Linked DNA regions of Homo sapiens: region 1 is linked to region 2. Evidence: chromatin contacts called from ENCODE Hi-C or POLR2A ChIA-PET data. All regions are on one chromosome and are shown on one strand. The core of a region is the stretch at or near the end of the contact, and the rest is flanking DNA. Distances in the headings are between cores, read along the strand shown.

Region 1 (2,700 bases), core at 66-2,565, 860 kb before region 2:
TGAAGAGCGAGTGACAGTCCTCACCTTCCAGTTTCTGGGAGGCACAAAAGCACCTTTGAAAGATGGGTCAGCCCTGCGAGCCTACTCTAATCAGAAGGATCAGAAGTTGCTTGTCAGATGGAAAGGTTACTGTGTTTTATCTTTTTTTTTTTTTTGAGATGGAGTCTCTGTTGCCCAGGCTGGAATGCAGTGGCGCCATCTCGGCTCACTGCAACCTCTGCCTCCCGGGTTCAAGCAATTCTCCTGTCTGAGCCTCCTGAATAGCTGGGACGACAGGCGCGCGCCACCTCGCCCAGCTAATTTTTGCATTTTAGTAGAGACAGGGTTTCACCATGTCGGTTGGCCAGGCTGGTCTCGAACCCCTTGACCTCGTGATCTGCCCCTCTCGGCCTCCCAAATTGCTGGGATTACAGGCGTGAGACACGCGCCCGGCCCATCCACCGTGCCTGGCCCATCTGTGTTTATCTTTAAAAGTTGGCTTTGGAACTTGCCATGTGACTCTGGGCAGCCCTTTAACCACCCTGAACTCATTCGTCGGCTCCACAATTGAAATGAGTAGTATCGCTCTTACCTATTTCATAAAGTTGTTTTTAGGCTCACAATCAATTAGGCATTTATCACGTGGCGGAGAATCTCAGGGCAGGATCTTTCATCCTCAGAACAACCCTCTAAGACATAGAGCATTATCCTTGTTTTATAGATGAAGAAATTGATGCTTAGAGCAGTGACATGCGAAATCTTAAGGTTAAATCTTAAGTGGCAGAGCTAGAATTCCAAACCAGTTCTGACATCAAAACCCTCACTCAAAATGGAAATGTAAGCTCGTTTCATTTGACCGTAAGGGGTGGCCATCTGATGTATTCAAATGAAGAAATACGAAATCACCACAGCGTAATAACGGCTTTAGAAATTGATGCTGTCTTGCTCTGAACACGAACACCTAAAATATCACACGTGGGCTTTGAGCTCACTGCCTTCACCCACTGCAGTGTGAGAACGCTGGCAACAGGGCTTCGGTTCCCCAGATGTCAGCAGCCAGGACTGGGTACATTTCTTTAAATGGCGCCCGCAAACGAAGTCCAGATCGCTTGGATGCAGCCCCCTACATTGGAAAGCGTCCTTCCCAGGAAAGGTCTGGCTTACAGCCCTCTCTGGCTGGTTGGCTGGATTCCGAGAGCGCGGCCTGCCCCGGCCCGGTTACCAGAGAGCGGACCCCGCGGGGCGCGTCTCCCGGGCCCGGCGTCCCCTCCCTGGCGGGTGGGGAGGGCCCCACAAAGCCCTTTGTTGAGGCTCCCGTGTGACGCGAGGAGCCCCAGACTCGGCGCCCGCGGCGAGCGGGAAGGAGGCGTGTGCCTGCGGCGCGGCCCCGAGGCGTGTGCGCGGCCATGTGCGCTTAGCGCAGCGCGCTCTTACCTCAGTACCCCGGCCGCGACCCTCCGAGCCCCTGGAGCCCGGGTAACCAGGCCGCCGGCGCCGGCTCGCGGGGACCCGCCACCCTGGAAGCCCCGCGCACACAGCGCATTCCTGGCGAGTCGGAGGCAGGGTGGGGCCCAGGTGTGGGAAGGAGCCGAGGCTGAGGCCGTTCCCTTCTCCGCGGGCTCTGTGGGCGGCCGAGGCCCCCACCCGTCCCGGGAACCAGTTCCTCCCGGGCCCTGCGCGTCCGTCCGGGGAAGGGTAGGGGACTCGCCCCGAATCGGCGTGCAAGGGCGGGGACGCGGGAGTGGTGCTGAGTGTTTTGAATGAGGGAAAACCTGGGAAGGATTGCTCTGCTCAAAGTGCCCGGGCCGGGGCGGGTGGTTCCTGTGCAGGCAGAGCCTTTGGTCGCTCAGCACTGCCACGATCAGACACATTTTGGCGCAGCGGTGTTGGAGCTGGTTTGGCAGGCTCAGGCAAGGGCAGAGAGTGCGACACCGAAACTTTGTCTCAGGATGACGAAACTTACCTGGCATTTTCTCCTTATTCGGTGGCAAAAAATGAAAAAATGAGTTCATGGAAAAATGAAAGAGAACACGGTTTTACACTTGGGGTTCCAGTTCAATGAACACTTATTAAGGACTTTCTGACATTCAGAATTTTTTTCTATTATTTGGCTACAAAATATTCACGTGAGAGGCATTAATTAGGTGCGTTGCCATCATTTCAGGTAAAGTGAACAGAGTTATCTGTGACATTCCATCAGGCACCTATGTAACGAAATCATACCGTAATAACTCACCATGGCGTATGGAGTGCCAAGAAAGAACACAGTGAAAACCATTTTGCGGGGCAGTTGTTATAATGTGTAAGTACTATTTTTTTTTTTTAAATCAGGGTAAGCATTGACTGCGGTGGGGAGTGTCTTTGTTAAATAAAAGGACTGGACACTCTGTGCTCCCCATGAGATACTGGGCTATGTGAAGTATTTTGAGGTGTCTGGGATCTGATTTTTTTTTTTTTTTTTTTTGGCAACTGCTTTTATAAGTTAATTATCTTACTTGGTCTTTACAACACAACACTTTCAAGTGAGAAAACTGAGGTTCAGAGAAGTTTGATCAAAGTCACAGTCCTGTAGTAAGGAAATGCAAAGGCTAGACTCGGAGTCTTTTTGTTCCAAGACAGCATTTTCTGCTTCCACCCACAACTTTAAAAAAACTTTGTTTAGATACTCCACGTCTACCAAAAAAATGCCCTGGTGTCAGATGTATCTTAACAGAGCACCTA
Region 2 (2,700 bases), core at 74-2,573:
CAGTCTTACCCCAGTAAATTGTGAACTCCTTGTGGTCAGCAGTCACCTTATTCAATTTTGAAATCTCAGTTTTTTATATAGTCTGCCATGTGTTAGGTGCCCAAGACCTTTACTGAATGAATACATTTAATAAAGAAATAAATAAATTCTAGTATTTATTAATTCACAGTGACCATGTACTTGTTTGTGTTTTTTTCCTCATTTAATTGAAACAATTTGGACATGTTTCATCAGTATAAAATTCATATAATTGACCACCAATATAAATTCATATGAAATTAACCATCAATAAAAATGTGTCTAATCCATTTTAAGTTATTGTTTATGCAATCCATATAAATTTGTGTTTGAATTTCTGCAATAATTTCAACCAAGGAAGTTCAAATCTTCCAAAATAATATGAAAGAAGTTTACAGTCTTTTGAAAAAATATTCAAAGGGTGAAAGTCACAGGCCCTGATAACTGTTCATATACTATCTTTAATGTCCTCTTATCCTTCATTTCTCACATCTCAATTACTCTTATCTGCTAAACTCTCCTAAAATACTCTCTCAACAGACACCTCTGGGGCATTTTTCTTTATCCCCACTCCTCATTTATTTTTTATTTAGATTGTCACTTAGCAAAAGAATAATTCCTATTAAATAAGATAGGGAAAGAGCACAAGCGAGTGCTCAAATACCAACTTCTCCTTAGCGGAAGGAGGCAGGGAATGTTTTGAACTATCTCATCCTGATGATTGCTGCCCAGCACTTATACGTGTGTGTTGTAACATTGCTCTCTCTGGATTATTGGTCAATTATTCTTTTATATTGTCACATAGAAGACATCTGTATGTGAATGTGCCCTTTCACTGGAGGTGACATTCGCATTTCCTCTTCAAAAAACAAACAATCAAAAATCTGAATATGTAGTAAATTTGCAGAGGCCGTCGAACAAATACTATAAATCAAGTGGTTTAAAGCAGCCCTCTTGGTTTGTTGAAAGGAAAAATCTTGAACTCAGCACTTTGCATTCTCTCTTGTAGTTTGTTTGTGATTAGTGTCTATGTACTTTGTGCTTTATATATCAGCAACAGCTGTACACTGAGGCTCCTAGGGAAACCTCCTGAAAATAGCTTTGTTGCAAAAAGAAAATGGCATTTATGAACTTTGGCAGGAACTGTACTCTTGAGCCATGTTCAATTTTAAAACTTGAATGGAAAAATCCACTGCATGGAGAAGCCAGCCAGGCAGGATCATGAGCTGGATCTATTGTTAGAAGAAGAAGGAGGTGCCAACAGCTCAGAGGGCTCTGGGGGCTCTGAGAGCTTATGTACACTGTGTCCTGCAGGGGTCCTGGACAAGGTCGCTTGGATAGCGGCCTAACCACAGCATTATACATGCTCAGGAAGAGGCAAAGCCGGAAATTTACCACTTGGCAAAGCGTCTTTACAAAACCAGAGTTTGGCTTTGTGGTAGCTTCCTTAGGTAATGGTTTCACAATTTTTCAAAAATAACTTCATTTTACTCATTCACTCACTAAGTCAGAATGTTTCTATTATTTGAGAGTCCTTTATAGAGGTGGAAGGTTCTACCTCAGTCAGGTCCTGAGAGCAGTGCCTGACTATCCCAGTCCTGTCACCTTATATACGTTCAATGTGTTGTGTTCTTACTATTGTCTGGGGTGGTGTGAGAGTCTCATTTTGCTTAGTTGTCAGTGCTGACGGCTGCTGAGAGCTGCTCAGCCAGCCACATCTGAATTGCAGTAGGTGAGGTTTACAGCCTTCTGCCCCAGTATCAGTCAAACGTGCTAAAAGAATGTCTGGCTCCGTGAGTAGTTATTTCTCAATACTTCAGTATTATGCTAAGTTACTTCACCACAGCCAGGCAAAGTCTTCTATTTTCATAGCCAGATACTTTGCAGGATGTGAGGCCCCAGCATGCCAGGGCTAGGATGAATATTTGTGTCTGTCATGATTCAAGCTACCACAGATTCTGCATGAATTAGAGAAGGGTCACTTTAGCCCGAGGGTGCTGTTCATGAGCCAAAAAGCTCTCACAGAAGCCAGAAGCTGTCTCTGAAAATCTTGTCCAGAGCTTTCCTTACTATAATAGCCATTTTTGAAAGGTCTGTGTCCTAAAGGGGTTGCATCACTCTTATTGAGTGACTCTTTTAGTTTTTCACAAAAACTATTGCTTTTGGAGTATTGGACGGGGTAGCAAAAACTTGATAGCTCTTCTTTGCGCTTAAACCGGTGCCAGCCAGTGTAGCCCCTCAGCCTCCTCTTTCTCTACCTCATGGTGATTTATTTTTCCAAGAGCCTTTTTTTTTTCTTTCCATATCACTTGGCCTGAATTGGAGCTACCCTAGCCGCCATGGTAGATCTCCCAAAGCCTAAATATCAGGAAGAAGAGGTCAGAGAATTTATTTGAGATTCCACTTTCCAGTAGGCACGCAGGTTTGTGAAAATCCCTCCTTTTCCACATTTGAACTCCACATGGGAAGAGAAATGCTGGCTCTATAAGTCAGACTGAAGGCCCTATTGCATCATTTCTGCTAGAGAGGACTAACCAAGGGCCATTCAGGGATTCAAGGTGACCTACCTCTACAGTCATGGCAGCTTCTGCAGGTTAAAACAAATAAACAAACAAACCAAAAAGCTTAAAATCGTTTAAGTATAGGGCACACAGCAATATATAAAGACATTCTATGGTATTT

Evidence for each region. A loop is a pair of places that touch in the nucleus more often than their neighbours do. ChIA-PET counts read pairs that join two places held with the same protein, here RNA polymerase II (POLR2A). Pooled maps may share reads with other maps.
Region 1: a pooled map shows a loop between it and region 2 (2.5-fold over the local background). The contact joins the promoter of C4orf36 here to the enhancer-like site in region 2. A Hi-C loop is called at or near these places in 3 of 168 maps with a recorded cell type or tissue (GM12878, endothelial cell of umbilical vein and naive thymus-derived CD4-positive, alpha-beta T cell), 1 of 37 single-sample maps with no recorded cell type and 12 of 50 pooled maps. POLR2A ChIA-PET finds 5 or more read pairs at or near these places in 1 of 52 experiments (WTC11).

Annotation. Positions count from the first base shown.
Region 1 is chr4:86,891,037-86,893,736 of GRCh38, reverse strand. It overlaps C4orf36 (chromosome 4 open reading frame 36), which reads left to right and starts at 1,315. Exons shown (of 5, transcript NM_144645.4): 1 at 1,315-1,554; 2 at 2,144-2,281. The coding sequence starts at 2,217. RefSeq lists an enhancer at 918-1,573 and silencers at 1,094-1,633, 1,844-1,903.
Region 2 is chr4:86,031,959-86,034,658 of GRCh38, reverse strand. All of the region lies in intron 11 of MAPK10 (mitogen-activated protein kinase 10), which reads left to right. Among named protein-coding and RNA genes, the nearest start is that of MAPK10-AS1, 86 kb to the left of the region's middle. Within about 2 kb of position 1,323, at least 17 of the 41 ENCODE cell types and tissues checked have a DNase peak (open chromatin) inside an H3K27ac peak, as active enhancers do; they include endothelial cell of umbilical vein, where a contact is called at or near this core.